2 separate regions of the Homo sapiens genome follow, and region 2 is linked to region 1. Evidence: read pairs that join two places in POLR2A ChIA-PET (ENCODE). Cell type or tissue: PC-3. All regions are shown on one strand.

Region 1 (8,000 bases):
CTCTGACATGTGTGAGAATAGATGGTGAACTGACGGGGCAGGTGACTTCATGCATTTGTATGAATGAGCTTATTTTTAGGTGAAGGTTGAGGAAGGAGTCTAGGTTTCAGAGGAGAGGAGGGAGCATACCTGTCTCCTGACCTAGACCTATGACTCATTAATATACCCTATGGAAAACATCTGAAGAAGTAAACTGAAGAAACTGCTTCTGCAACGGATAATTTAAGACATGAGTTGCAAGCAACCCTGATTTGGTACCTAAGCAAGATGGCTAATAGTGGATAAGAGAAATGCAATGGCTATCATGGCTGCAGTACAAACTCTCAAGTAGTTTCAAGGTCAAAAGACTTAGGAAGAGGGCACAGAGCAAGAGAGAGAGAACTCAGCTGATTTTGTGTGACCATTAATGCTCGTCAACTTGTTTGTGAACATATATGAAATTGGCCTGATGCCTCAAATTATAATTGGGGAGACTTTTGAAAATACTAACTCCAGTATGATCAGGAGGGATGCAAGAACAAATTAACTAGGAGGTATTACTATTAATGCAACACGATTAGGGGAAACTAAGGCTGCGTTTTATATTCTACATTTTATCTCTGGTTTAAATATTTTTATCAAGAAGCTAAACCACGAGACTATGCTCCAATCCCAAACAGAACTGAGATTCTAGCCTTATGCCCTCAGGAATACTACAAACATCTGGAAAGCCACCATTGCTTTAATTTAAGAACACAATTTGTGTGCCTCTCTTAATAAGATTTATCTAAGAAATATGCTTTAGACCTAATGACCAGAAAAAAACATTGTCTTTCCTGAAGAATGTATGTTTTATTTTTTAAAAAACAATGGGAATACTTTATCCAATCATATTTCTCTTCTTCTTTTGGCCCAGTCTCATACTAACTTTTGCCTTGTTATTATCATCTGATGGCTCTATATTTCCCTTATTCTGCCTCCTCCACTCCTAATTTTGTTTTATAGGCATCCATGTGAACAACTGTATATCCTTAAAGGATTGAAGTGTGAAGGTGAAGGGTAAGAAGAATAGAAGGGCTATGAAAAGAAAGAAAGTTTGACTGAAAGAGAGTAAGGAATGGGGGGAAGATGAAAGACGTGAAAAGAATGAAAGAAATAAAGAGGAAAAAGAGAAGGAAGGAATAAAGAGAGGGAGGAAGGGAGAAAGCAGGTGAGGGGGAGAAGAAAGGAATAGAAGAAAAGATAAAAGCAAAAAAATAAAACAAGATAGAGCCTTTTTTTGGAAGAGCACTTCACAGTTTGCATAGCTTTTACACATATGCTTTCTCATTTGATCCTACCAATTTAGAAGAGGAAGAAATAATCAGAAAGACAATGAAATTTTCCAAAATCAAGCACTAGTAGTAATTGTTAACAGAAGACACCAAATTCACTCCTTCTGACATCTAATAGAGTTGTCTTCTCACTTGTACCATATGAAATTATAAAACACACACACACACTAAAGAACATAGTCTCCACAAGGTCTCTCATACAAGACAGTTGGTATCAAGAGAAGAGATGAAGTTTTATGTTCTCTCCGATTAGCATGGTAGAATTTTAGACTGAGTCTGGTTATCAGAAGAGTAAGCTGACCAATCAGCACTCAGAGAATCTGGCACTGCCAGGATATAACAGATGAAAGAGAATAACAAAGCAAGCCTGGAAAGCTTGGAGAGGAAATCCTGAAGACATGACAAGGAACGGCAAGCCAAAGGGAGCCTCCAGATTACTTAAGTGTTTCTTCCAACACAATAGTGACCTAAATCTGCTAAAGTTAATATGTATTTTAGTAGCAAAGGTAAGATCTAACTTTCAAATCAACTGAGTTTCTGAGTCAAACTGATAAATACCAATTCCAATTTGAAGATTGTTTTCCTGTCTTTAACAAATTATTAGACAAAAAAAAAAAAAGATGCAGAAAGTAATGGCAAGATGGTAAAATAGGAAGTACCAGCCCTCATACCCCCACAGAAACATTGATTTAACAACCATTCACAGTTGAAAATAAAAGAGCTCCAGTATCCCAGGGAGAGGTTACAGCACCTAGGTGAAGCACAAGAATGAGAAAAAATACACATTTAGAAGGCTAAGAAGAATAGTTTCACTTTACCCACATCACCTCTCCACCCAAGCCAGCATGGTACAGTGCTGAGAGAAATACCTTTGTCCCACAAGCTCTCCCATAGGGGAAGGAGAGATTGAAGTGGATATCCAACTTCCCCAACCTTTCAGGACACTGAGAGGTCCAATTTAGTTGTGCCTCACCCACAGCAGTGAGGGAATCAGTATGACTAAATCACCTAGGGTAGCTAAAAACAAAGAAAAGAGACAGAGGCTCTCAACAACCAGCACACAGAACTCAATAGCTGGCCCACTGCTCCTGGCAGCAGTCCTGCCTGCTCATGGACCTAGGCTACAGGCACACCTAGAATCTCTGGTTAGGCTGATTGATGAAAGACTTTTCCTGCTGAAGCTAGTCAGAAAGACCGGAAGAGGTAACTGCTTCTACAACATGCAGGTATCAATACATTTTTATCTACAAAGATCATGAAGAATCAAGAAAACATAATACTATCAAAGGAAAAAAACAAAGCTGTAGTAAACAGTACTAAAGAAATAGAGATCCACAAACTGCCTGGCAAAGAATTCAAAATTAAAGAACCTCAGTGAGCTACAAACGAACATAGATATAGATATAAATTTTATATATACACACACACACACACACACACACACACACACAACTAAATGGAATCAGAAAAACAATACATGAACAAAATGAGTTCAACAAAGAAGCAGAAATCAGAAAAAACAAGCAAACAGAAAACTTAAAACTGAAGAATGCAGTGACTCAACTGAAACATTTAAGAGAGAGCTTCGGCAGCAGACTGACTTGATCAAGCAGAAGAAAGAATTGGTGAACTCAACGGCAGGTCATTTGAAATATCTACTCACAGGAGTGAAAAAGAAAAAAAGAATGAAAATGGTGAAGGAAGCCTATAATATGTAAGGGATATGATCAAGTGAACAAATATATGAATTATGATCATTTTAGGAGGAGAGAGAGAGAAAAGGGAAGAATTCTATTTAAAGAAATAGCTGAAAACTTCCCAAATCTGGGGAGAGAGAGGACTATCTAAATTCATGAAACCGAAAAGGTACCAAGTGAATTAAACCTAAAGTTGTCTATATCAAACACATTATAATTAGATTGTCAAATTCAGAAACAAAGAATTTTGAAAGCAGCAAGAAAAAAGTGACTCATCACATATAAGGAAACCACAAGACTATCAGTGAATTTCTCAGCAAACACCTCCCAGACCAGGAAAGTGGGATGACATATTAAAAGTGTGGAAAGAAGGAAACTCCCAACCATAAAATCTATACCTGGAAAAAGTCCTTTAAAAATAAAAGAGAGATAAAGGATTTCCCAGACAAACAAAAACTAAGGGAGTTTGTCATCACTACATACGCTTTACAAGAAGTGCTAAAGGGAGTTACTCAAGTTGAAACAAAAAAAAAAACCATTAAATATGAAAGGATATGAAAGGTATGAAACTCACTGGTAAAAGGTAAATATATAGACAAAGATAAACATGTTAGAACTCATAAACAAATGCAACAAAGTTGCAGATACAAAATCAGTATGCAAAAATTAGTTGTGCTTCTACACACTAACAGCAAACTATCTGAAAAGGAAATTTAAAAAGCAATCTCATTTACAATAACATCCAAAAAATAAAATACTCAGAAATAAGTTGAACCAAGAAGGTGAAATATCTGCATGCTGAAAACCATAAAACACTGATTTTAAAAGTTGAAGACACAAATAAATGAAATAATGTCCCATATTTGTGAATCAGAAGAATTAATATTGTTAAAATGTTTATACTACCCAAAATAACGTACAGATTCAATCCAATCCCTATTGAAATCCCAATGGCATTTTCACAGAAATAGAAAAAACAATCTTAAAATTTGTATGGGATGACAAAAGACCCCAAATAACGAAAGCAATTTTGACTAAAAGGAACAAAGCTGTAGGCATTATACTTCCTGATTTCAAGTTATATTACAAAGCTACAATAATCAAACCAATATGATAATGACGTAAAAGCAAACACACAGCCCAGTGAAACAGAAGACCCAGAAATAAACCCATGCATATATGGTCAACTAATCTTTAACAAAGGTGCCAAGAACACACAATGGGGAAAGGACAATTTCTTCAAATGGGGGAAACTATAACCACATGCAAAAACAGAAAAGAAAAGAAAAGAAATTGGATGCTTACTTTACACCATACACAAAAAATCAACTCAAAATTGTCTAAAGACTTAAATATAAAACCTGAAATCATAAAACTCCTAGAAGAAAACATAGGGAAAAGTTTCATGACATTGGTTCTGGCAATGATTTTTTGGATTTGACACCAAAATTAAAGGCAACAAAAGCAAAAATAAACAAGTGGAACCACTTCAAACTTACAGGTTTATGCATAGCAAAAGAAACAATCAGCAAAATGAAAATGCAACCTATGGAATAAGAGAATATATTTGCAAATCATATATCTAATAAAAGGTTAATATCCAAAATATATAAAGAATTCAAGCAAATTATTATCCAATACACACATAATGCATATGAAAACCACTAAGAGATATTACATCCCACCTGTTATAATGGCCATTATCAAAAGATAATAAGTGTTGACAAGAATGTGGAAAAAAGGGAATTCCTGTACACCGTTGGGAGGAGCATAAATTGGTGCAACCACTATGGAAACAGTATGGCGTTTCCTCAAGCAATTAAAAATAGAACTACCATATGATCCAGCAGTTTCACTTCTCGGTATAAATCCAAAAGATTTATAATCAGCACGTCAAAGAGATATCTGCACTTCCATGTGCATTGCAGCATTACTCACAATAGCTAAGACATGGAAGCAACCTAAATGTCCATCAACAGATACATGAATAAAGAAAATGTGCTATGTACATACAATAAAATACTGATCAGTCTTAAAAATTTAAGAATTAAATCCTGCCATTTTCATCCACAATGTACATGAAACTGGAGGACATTAAGCCAAGTTATATAAGCCAGATGCAGAAACACAAATACTTCATGATACCACTTATCTAAGGTATCTAAAATAGGAATCATAGAAGCAGAGAGTAGAATGATAGCTGCCAAGGGCTGAGAGGAGGGGTAAACAGAGAGACATTGGTCATAGGATACAGACTTTCAGTTATGTGAGATGAATAAGTCCTAGAGATCAGCTGTAGAGCATAGTGCTTATAGTTAAAGATACTGTAAAACATACTTAAAATTTTGCTAAGAGAATAGATCTTACATTAACTGTTTTTGTCATATACACCACACAGAGATAATAATAATAGGTAAAGGATGGGGGGACTTTGGGAGGTGGATGAATATGTTTATGTCATAGATGGTGGCAATCATTTCATAGTGTGTACTTATCTTCAAACTCATCAACTTGTATACATTAAACATGTACAGCTTTTTTAGTGTCAATCATACCTCAATAAAGTGGTTTTTTAAAAAAGGACAGCACCAGGGCTGCACAAAGATTCTTTATCCTCTGGAAAATTCTATAAGACATATAGACATTATTTACTATATCACATGGCCTCATGTTCAGCATCATGTTGAAACAAAGGAAAACCAGTCTTCATTCTCATGGAGTTTAAAATATAACTGGCTCATGAAGGTGAAATACGTAGGATAAATGAACTCTTTAAAGTTACTCAACAAAATGCTTCCCTTATTCACACATCAGAAACTATCTTTAGAAAGTTGACGGTCTGATAACCCCTCACTTACTGACTACAGCTATGACCCTGGACCACTATTATCTCATTCACATTGTACAGATGTCTTTAGAAAATACTCTTACCTACTTATTATAGGTGGTGACAAGTAAAAATATTAATCCAATTTTATGGTATTAGTGAAAATGATGAGCAAAATATGGTCTGAACAATTCATTGTACTAATTTTCAAAGTACTAGGCTCTGCATATTTAAGCTAAGTGGAGAAGAGAAGATGAAACATAGCAACGTAGATAACGGTAATGATTTGGATAACTTTATTAAACTCATCTTGACCCTAAAAAATAGATAAATGGACAAATCACCAGGCTGATAGCAGGTAAGCACTTGCGTAAAAATTGAAGATGAAGCCCATTATTGCTACTATGCTCTTTGTTGATTGATGATGCTCACTGCCAATCCCTATATCATTGTTATCTCACAATTAAGACTGAAAAACACCTTAGGGATTGTGCAGGAGACCAAAAAAAAACTACTTAAGCAAATGTCTATATCTAAAATTCAATATCTATTTTGGGTTTTCAAATCTCTACCAAGTTTACATAAATAAAGTAGTCTATATGAAAGGTTGTGAGTGGAGAAGTAAAGTGTTGAGCCACACTGCAAAACAAAAACCAAGGAAACTGGTAGACAGAGAGATGTTTGCAGTATAAATAAAAATTACAGTTGCCAATAATGCAAATAATTATATATAGAAAGCAAATAAATTCCTGAAAGCTTGTTTTTTTAAAAATAAAAATAAAAAAAGGAAATGGCTTTACTGGATAAATCAGATAACTATGTGTTTCCTCCAAGAAAAAAAAAATCTGATTTCTTAATCTTAATTTTAAATTGTGATGTATTATGCACCATGAATTTGAAAGTAAAAAAAGTGGTACTTCTAAAATAAGCATTGCTATCATATGTAAATGGTCTCAGGGAGATATTATGGGTTAATAGAAGAGATCAGAAACCCAGATTTAATGTCCTTTGGGAAAACTAATGAACTTGTGATTTACTTCAGGAAACCAGCGAAACTGAAAACTCACCTCAAAATGTAAGAAGAATTCATCAATGCTTTGTTCCCAAGTTTCTTTAAAAAGAAATTATTCCTTTTGGAAGAAGTAATTGTGAATATACAGAATTCTTAAGAAACGGCTAAATTATACCCATAGATTTTATATTTCTTTATATTTGAGCTTTTGTAATGTTTTACATCCTCTTCCCAATCTGTGATCCTTGCTTTCTCTGTCCCTTTTTCAACTCAAAAATTTATGTTGGAGAAGACCAAAAAAAAGTAAATTAAAAATCCTTTACAAATCTCCATTAACTACCTTAGAGGGGGAGCTTGTATTTCATTGACTGTAGTTTATGCAAATAGGATCAGAGGAATTAACATATTGGAAGGAGCTGACATTTGTCCTGATATATTGAATTGTTAGCATGACAGAATCACTTAAGCTGGATTCACTAACATCAGGTTTCCTCTCATTATTGACCCCTACAGAGTAGGCTCTGACAAGTGGAACTGCTGCAAAGTTCATTAATAATGTGGAATAAATCAATTGTTCAGGAAATACTGAAAACAGATGACACTGAACTCATACATTTTGCAAGTTCAGCACAAGCCCATCTCCACCAAGGACACACAATCTCTCTCTGTGTCCTTTTCTGACCTACCCATGGAACCTGGTCTTAGATTCCGCTTTTCCTCGAGTATCCCACAGATACATGGCTCCTCAACCCCTGGAAACACAGTAAGCTAAGAGTCATTCAAAAAGAAATGGCTACAAGCTTAAAAAGAAAAAAAGTTGAAGGCTTACAAAAGATTTACAAACAGGAAGGAAGTGAAGGGCATGATTTAGGGGGTATGCCTGGATTTTACTCATATTTATGTTTATTTCAGACATACTATTTCTGTGGCCGTAGATCCTAACTAACAACAGCTCAGTTGTGTGAGTTAAAGGGCATTATCAGGAACAGCAAACGGGCAAGAATCTAACCTAGCATACTGTTTAAGATGCAGGGTAGCTACTTCTGGGATGTGAAGAATCCCTTACTGCGAGGTGTTAAACTGTGGCTGCAGACAACAATATACATATGTTTCTTTGTTTTTATTACTAGCATCGCCTCAACACTCTTCAA
Region 2 (8,000 bases), 670 kb before region 1:
GTGTTTATTATAACCAGAATGTAGGCTTGCCAGGTGGAGCAGATAAAAATACAGGATGCCCAGTTGAAATTGAATTTCAGTAAAACCACAGATAATTTGTTTAGCATAAGTATGTCCCATGTAGTATTTGGAACATACTTATATTAAAAATAAATATTCACTGTTTATTTGAAACTGAAATTAATACAGGAGTTATTAAGAAATTATCTTAGGCAGTTACAGAGGGTAAAAGGGTTCTCAGTGAAATTTCCCTTTAATAAAAAGCAGCCCCAAACCATTTCTTTTCTAACAGAAAGCAGCCTGAAAAGTCAAGTTGCAAGCATAGATATGCAAGCTAGAAGCTTGCATATGTAAATGTCGGCAGGTGTACCTGGAAGCCAGGTATATTCAATATGGTGATCCCTGCTCCCTTTTCTTTGTCACCACATGTGTGGGTATCATGGCACCGGCCAGATAAAGCCACATATGCAGATGTCATGGTGACAGCCAGACAGGCAGGTGACAGCCAGACAGGCAGGTAGAAGCCACATTTGCTTAATAAAAGATCATGATGGGAGGGCCAGTCTTCTGCAAGCTATGTAAATGGCACACCTGGTCAAACCAATCCCCTGGGCCTTATGTAAATCAATCAGTGCCTCCTCAAGCCTCTGTATAAAATCAGTCAAATCTCACCCCAACCTGGAAACTGTTTTGGGCGACCGCTTTCTCAACAATGAGGAAACTTTCTTTCTCCTCTTCTTTGTCTATTAAACTTTCCACTCCTAAACCCGCTCCTCATGTGTGTCCGCGTCCTAAGTTTTCCTGGCGCGAGACAATGAACCCTGGCTATTTACCCCAGACAATGGAGCCATTTCAAAATTTCACTAGACGTCTTGTATTTTATCTGGCAACTCTACCAGACTGTGAATTCCGTCAGCTGTTCTCTATTTGGTATTTTAATTAATTCAAGCTAGCAATTAATGGCACAAAATGAGAAATGGTACAAAATGTTGTCTCTGGAATTTTGGTCCATTTTAACTCTCCTGGAGATATTTATAAACTGTACTTTCTGAATATTCTGATACTATGAGCAGCAGGAGACAGGATGCCCACATTTTCCAGAGAATGGGACACGCAGATATATCTAACACTCAACAAAATTATATTTATGTTTGCTATGGTCCGAATGTTTATGTCCCCCCAAACTCATATGTTGAAATCCTCACCCGAAAGGTGATGGTATTAGGAGATGGGACCATTAGGAGGTGATTACGTTTTGGGGATGAAGCACTTGATAATGAGATTTGTGCACATATAAAAGAGGCTCAAGGGATCCTCTTTGCCCTTTCCAGCATGTGAGGACAGAGCAAGAAGGTGCCACCTAGAGCCAGAACACAGTTCCTCCCCAGATGTAGAATCTGCTTTGATCTTGAACTTCCCAGTCTCCAGAACTACGGCAATGAATTTCTATTATAAGCTACTTAGTTTATGGTATTTTCTTATAACAGATCAAGTAGACTAAGACAATGTTATAATTTGAGTCTGGGTGGCTCATGACTATCTGGTTTCACAGTGAATTTGAGTATTCACTGGCTATATCTATCTAATTAAAAATGATGGTCAATTCTGTGATTTTTGTATTTATTTAAATCAGGCACATAGCTATTCAAAGTCCCTCCCAAGGCCTCTCGTTTTTAGTTTCAAATATCTGGTTATTCTTCACATAACCTACTTTTCTCTTGTTACTCACTTTTTCACTTTCTGCAGTACTCTACTAAGTTCAGATCCCCTCCCCCCCCCTTTTTTTTGAGACAGGGTCTGGTTCTGTCACCCAGGCTGGAGCGCAGTGGTATGATCTTGGCTCACTGCAACCTCTGCCTCCTGGATTCAAGCGATTCTACTGCTTCAGCCTTCAGAGTAGCTGAGATTACAGGCACGTGCCCCCATACCTGGCTAATTTTTCTATTTTTAGTAGAGACAGGGTTTCACAATGTTGACCAGGCTGATCTGGAACTCCTGAGCTCAACTAATCTGCCCCCACTCGGCCTCCCAAAGTGCTGGGATTACAGGTGTGAGCCACCATGCCCAGCCCAGACCCCTTTTCTTATGTATAAAAGCTATTAAAGATATCTGATTAGAAACAAAACACAATTGCAATTGTGATGGATAGAATATGTATGCTGGTGTGTGACTTTCCTAACGTGGCTTCTTTTGCTCTGATAGATACAATGTTTTTATACTTTTTGACAGTTAAGAGTACCTATTATATCAGTACCATGGAATTGCCTTATAGTTTATACCCATTAACAAGTCCAAAAGAGAAATAAAAGGAATTGATTCTTTGTCATTTATTTATTTAGACAACAAATATTTACTCTGAGCCTGGTGGATACAGCCGTGAAGAACAGCTAGTCTTAATTTGTGCCATCCTTTTCCCAGAGCTTTGCATATCAGTCATTCAACCCTCACAACACTCTTATGCATGGGTACTTCAGTAATCATTATCTATTTTACAGATGAGGAATCAAAGCAAGGAGAGGTTGAATATCTTGCCCAAGGGCACTTTCTTAGAAAACGTCAGCAGGACACAGGCAGTTTAGTGTTAAAGCCCATTCTCTTAAAATTCACAGCTTCTAGGTGAACAAAACAGGCATGGTCCTTCCCTTAGGTAGCTTACAATATTCTCAGGTGCTATTTCCTTTAATAAGATATGCTATGTGCAAAACCCAAGACTGATTAATACAAGGTAAATATACCTACTGACTTTCAAAGCATGCGAATATGTATTTGCACTCGTTAGTTTTTCATCTTATTATAGGGGAGTAATATTTTAAAAATCACAGATATTAGTAAAATATTCAGTAATTATGGTCTAGTCTAAAGTGCTTATGTTTGATTATGCATATTTGTTAAATATGGATAAAAATCCAGAAAGACATTAAAATACAAATCAATCTGAGCCTTATATGAAACTATTCTTATTAATGTGACATCTATGCAGAAACATTTCATAAATACTTACAAGTTAAAAGGTTAACATAATTTAGTAAACCATGACTGAGTATCACCCATTCAGCCTGTTTTCCATGCTAAGAATTCTTAGAATTCCTCTGAAACGATCCAAAACAACAGAAAAAGAGGGACTCCTCCTTAACTCATTTTATGAGACCAGCATCATCCCGATACCAAAACCTGGCAGAGACACAAGAAAAAAAGAAAATTTCAGGCCAATATCCCTGATGAACATCGATGCAAAAATCCTCAATAAAATACTGGCAAACCGAATCCAGCAGCACATCCAAAAGCTTATCCACCATGATCAAGTCAACTTCATCCCTGGGATATAAGGCTGGTTCAACATATGCAAATCAATAAACGTAATCCATCATATAAACAGAAGCAATGACAAAAACCACATGATTATCTCAATAGATCCAGAAATTCAGCATTCCGGGACTGTTAGCCAAGCTGTGTCTCATAATAGCTCCCTTGAGTAGTCAGTGAGAACCCTGCCCATAAAGGATGTCCTGGTTCTGAAGAAAATATGAAGGCAAGGGTTTTACTTACTTCTTAAAGCTTGGTAAACGGTCATAGATATTACTTTTGTGGTGTTTCAGTTTGTGTCTTCTAGAGCTTTTGTAAGTTATTGACTTTCTCAGTACAGAGGTCATGGTATTTCTCATTTTTTACAAAGACATTTTGCTTAGAGGGCATGGATAAAATTAAATTTGGTGGTTGGGAAAGATGGAGATATTATGGATTTAGGGAAAAATTATCCAAAAATATTTACTCAGAAGAGGAAGAAATCTAAAGGCAAAATATAATAAAAAAATTCATGTTCAACTAATTTACATGATTAGTTTAGGTGACTAATTATGGACTGAAATTATTACAACATTTATTTTTGGCTATTATTGCATAATAAGGAAAATGGAGAGGCCTTTGGAGAGCTGTTACAGTGAGTCCCTGGCTGACACTTAGTTCTAGTCTTTCTCAGTTCCTTGAAATGAACCTGATTTGATGAAATGGTTTGATAAGACAGATTTGCTTCCAAATAACCCAGTGGAGGGGTTGGAGGGAAATGAGTGGGTGTATAGATTAAACAAGATTGACCACATGTCGATAATTATTGAAATGGGCTTAATGGGTTCATTTTGTTCTTTCTTCTTTTGTAATTTTGAAACATTTCATAATAAAAGTTTGAAAAGAGAAGTCACTTTTAAAAATAGATTTTACTATTTAAAGCAATTTTAGGTACACTGCAAAACTGAGCAGGAGGTACAGAATTCCCACACACCCACTGCCCCCACACATGCACATCCTCCTCCGCTGTTAACATCCTGCACCCGATTGGTACATTTGTCACAACTGATGAACCGGCATTGGGTACATAATTATCGATGCAACTCAGTAGTTTAAATTGGGGCTCGCTCTTGGAGTTCTTTGTTATATGGATTATGGCAAATGTATAATGACAAGTATTCACCATTTAGTATCATATGCAACAGTTTGACTGCCCTTAAAATCCTTCTGCCTATTCATGCCTCCCTCCCCACAACCGCTGATAGTCACTAATCTTTCACTGTTCCTATAGTTTTGTCTCTTCCAGGATGTTGTATAGTTAGAACTGCAAATCACTTTTTAAAATTTCAACTCAAAGTTAAAATCAGTATATTGTACATTACATCCATTATTTATGTCCAAACAAAAAGAATGCGAATATAATGAAATTTGAAAATTTAAAACTTTTCCACTAAAGGATATGTGGGAAATATGTAAAAAAACCATCTCAGAGAGTGGTGCCTTCATCTCAGGAATGAATACAAATCAATCTCCTTTTTGTCTCCTTGAATCGGCTTATCTTCTCTTTGTCTTCGAAGATGCCTCCTGGTTTTCTTAGATTCCTTTAGATTGAAGACTCGCATTGGACCTGTTTTCTTGTCTTGGCCTTAACCCTCTTCTTAAAGCCCCACTCCATGTGAGTGACCCAGGTAAGATCTTTGCTCATCTGTCCCTACAGTGGAACGGATATCAGGCTTAGAAATAAGCCAGGCCACACATTTCCTAGCTAAGAAAAGACCCCATTTGTTCTTTTCATGTTTGCAATGACGGATAATATAATCAGAAGAAAATTTTTTTGAATGTTAACTTAAACTCCTTGTCTAATTTAATCTTCACAACAGCCTTAACAAGGTAAGCGTTCATATTGTTGGTATTTTGTAGATAAGGACACTGAGGCAGCCAGGCATTAAGTAAGTGGTCACATTTGCCCTGCTGGCACGAGGCACATGAACCCTGGAATGGGAATTAGAAGGCCATGCTCTCTTTTTGCTTCTGCCGCAAAGCAGGTGTGCTCATTCAAAAGGGAGCACTTCAAAAGGAGACATGCCTAGGCTTCATTGAATCTCTTTTTGGGGCATTGTTTTCAGTTAAATTTTCAACTAAATGAAATGTGTTCAAATAGTGTAAAGTATATCTCTTTACCTTTTTTCTTTCATTCTTACATCCCTATCTGAGTCCATTTTGTGTTGCTATAACAGAATACCTAAGATGGGGTAATTTATAAAGAAAAATTGTTTATTTGGCTTATAGTTCTGGTGACTGGAAATCCAGGATTAGGCAGCTGCATCTTGTGAGAGCCCCAGGCTGCTTCCACTCCTGGCAGAAAGTGGAAGAAGTAGGTGTATACAAAGAAGTGACATGCGAGAAAGGAGGCAAGAGAACAAAACCAAAGAAGCCAGACTCTTTTTAATAACCACCTTCTTGGGAACTAATCCATTCTCGAGACAGCAAGAGCTAACTCGCTACTGAGCCATGCACCAAGCCATTCATGAGGGATTCACACCATCACTCAAACACTTCCTGATTAGAGACCCTGAGCCAGATCTGCCTAGTTAAACTGCACGTAAATCCTGGGATAATTTGGAGGTTTTTTTGTTTTTGTTTTTTTTGTGTTTTTGAGACAGTGTCTCACTCTGTTGGCCAGGCTGGAGTGCAGTAGCATGATCATAGCTCCCTCCTGGGCTCAAGCGATCCTTCCACCTTAGCCTTCCAAGTAAGTGGGGGCACAGGCACAAGCCACCACTTCTGGCTTATTTATTTATTTATTTACTGAGACAGCGTCTGGCTTTGTCGCCCAGGCTGGAGTGCAGTGTGTGATCTTGGCTCACTGTAACCTCTGCCTCCCAGGCTCAAGTCATCCTCCCACCTCCTGAGTGAGCCTATTTATTTTTATATTTTGTAGAGACAAGATCTTCCTATGTTGCCCTGGCTGGTCGCAAACTCTTAGCTATAGCAATCCTCCTGCCTCAGCTTCCCAAAGTGCTGTGATTATAAGCATGTGCCACCATGCTCATTTGTTATGCATCAATAGGAAATTAATTTTACAAGTGAGAAAACTGAGGTATGAAAAAGTTGAGTGAATTGTCCAAGATCACTCAGCTAACAAGTTGTATTGCTGGGCAAAGATCATAATGTATTTTCTTTTCATTTGAACATCATTTATCAGTGGCACATTTTCTTGGTCACTTTTTGAAGACTTTTTCATGGGGGTGGGGTTAATAATATAAAAAAGATGCTTGTTACATTATTATTTTTTTTTTTTGAGACCGAGTCTCACTGTGTCCCTCAGGCTGGAGTACAGTGGCACAATCTCGGCTCATTGCAACCTCCGCCTCCTGGGTTCTAGAGATTCTCCTGCCTCAGCCTCCCGAGTAGCTGGGACTATAGGCACCCACCACCACGCCTGGCTAATTTTTGTATTTTTAGTAGAGACAGGGTTTCACCATATTGGCCAGGCTGCTCTTGAACTCCTGACCTTGTAATCTGCCCACCTCGGCCTCCCAAAGTGCTGGGATTACAGACGTGAGCCACAGCGCCCGTCCTTGTTATACTTTTAATTAGTAAAGTTATTCATTGTTCATTGAGCAATGAAGAATTTGGGTTTTTAATTTTTTTAGTCTTGATTCCAAAAGAATAATTACATAAGAATTGGAAAAAATGACGGTAAATTTAAAATGACTTTCGTATATTTGCGACATGCATGGTACCTAATTGGGGAGTGAACACATGTTCTTAGTGCGATCCTGGTTTATGCCTGTTTTGTCGTGTAATTATGAATGGTACTCCCTTTTACACTCAAAAGTGGACTATAAATCATATGCTCACTGTGGGTAGACCAAGTCAACAAATTAGTAGTTGTTTATTTCCTACAACATCAGCTCCCATTTCAACCAGAGCTACCTGCTTGACCCCTAAAGGCTTAAACTCATTCATGTGCATTCTCAGATTGGTTCTGGCCAGATCAGGCCATCCTTAGCACATCCTCATGTAGAACACCTTCAGCTCAGAATCAAGCTACACCTTTGGGCTCATTCTCCTTCTAGTGGAAAGAGTGGGCTTTGCAGTGAAACAAATCTTCTCTTAAACCACAGCTCCATGACTTACCAGCCACAGGATTAGGCTAATTTATTTACACCAGGCTGTCCAATAGCACTTTTGCTATAATGGAAATGTTCTAGAACAGCACTGTCCAATATGGCAGCCACTAACCATATGTGGCTACTGAGCCCTTGCAGTGGGGCTAGTGCTAATGATGAACTTGATTCTTGGTCTTATTTAATTTAAATAAAATTGAAAAATAAATTGTCACTTATGGCCAGTGGCTGCCATAGTAGACAGTGCAGAATCTTTTTGAGCCTCAGCATACTCTCTTAAAAAATAGAGATAATAATATCTACTTTCCAAGGTTGTAAAAGATTTCAGAAAATGTTTCACATATGATTGGCACTCAATTTTCATTACGTTTATGTAGACTGCTAGATTCTGTTCTCCAACTAAGATGACCAGCTCTTTGTCTCTTTACCTTGACATCTCCTTCTCTCTCACTGCCCTTTTATTCAATCAGTCATCCCCGGCGTTAGTGTTCTGGATTTTGACCATTCTAATAAGTGTATAGGGCTATCTCGTTGTTGTTTAATTTCATTTAATTTAATGATTACATATGATGTGGAACATCTTTT

What was found. Peaks named below come from ENCODE experiments on the same cell type or tissue, not always from the same donor. Only the 100,000 strongest peaks of a DNase experiment are listed, where the experiment ranks them.
Region 2: POLR2A ChIA-PET joins it to region 1 with 5 read pairs; 1 of 35 experiments calls an interaction of 5 or more read pairs at or near these places.

What each region holds. Positions count from the first base shown.
Region 1 is chr4:83,885,340-83,893,339 of GRCh38, reverse strand. No RefSeq gene overlaps it. Among named protein-coding and RNA genes, the nearest start is that of GPAT3, 350 kb to the right of the region's middle. In PC-3, no CTCF peak of the experiment used is centred here; a DNase peak (open chromatin) is centred at 3,349; H3K27ac peaks cover 961 bases.
Region 2 is chr4:84,558,658-84,566,657 of GRCh38, reverse strand. LOC102723338 (a long non-coding RNA gene) reads left to right here. Exons shown (of 8, transcript XR_007058460.1): 2 at 4,860-4,957. Among named protein-coding and RNA genes, the nearest start is that of CDS1, 20 kb to the left of the region's middle. RefSeq lists an enhancer at 227-868. In PC-3, no CTCF peak of the experiment used is centred here; a DNase peak (open chromatin) is centred at 3,437.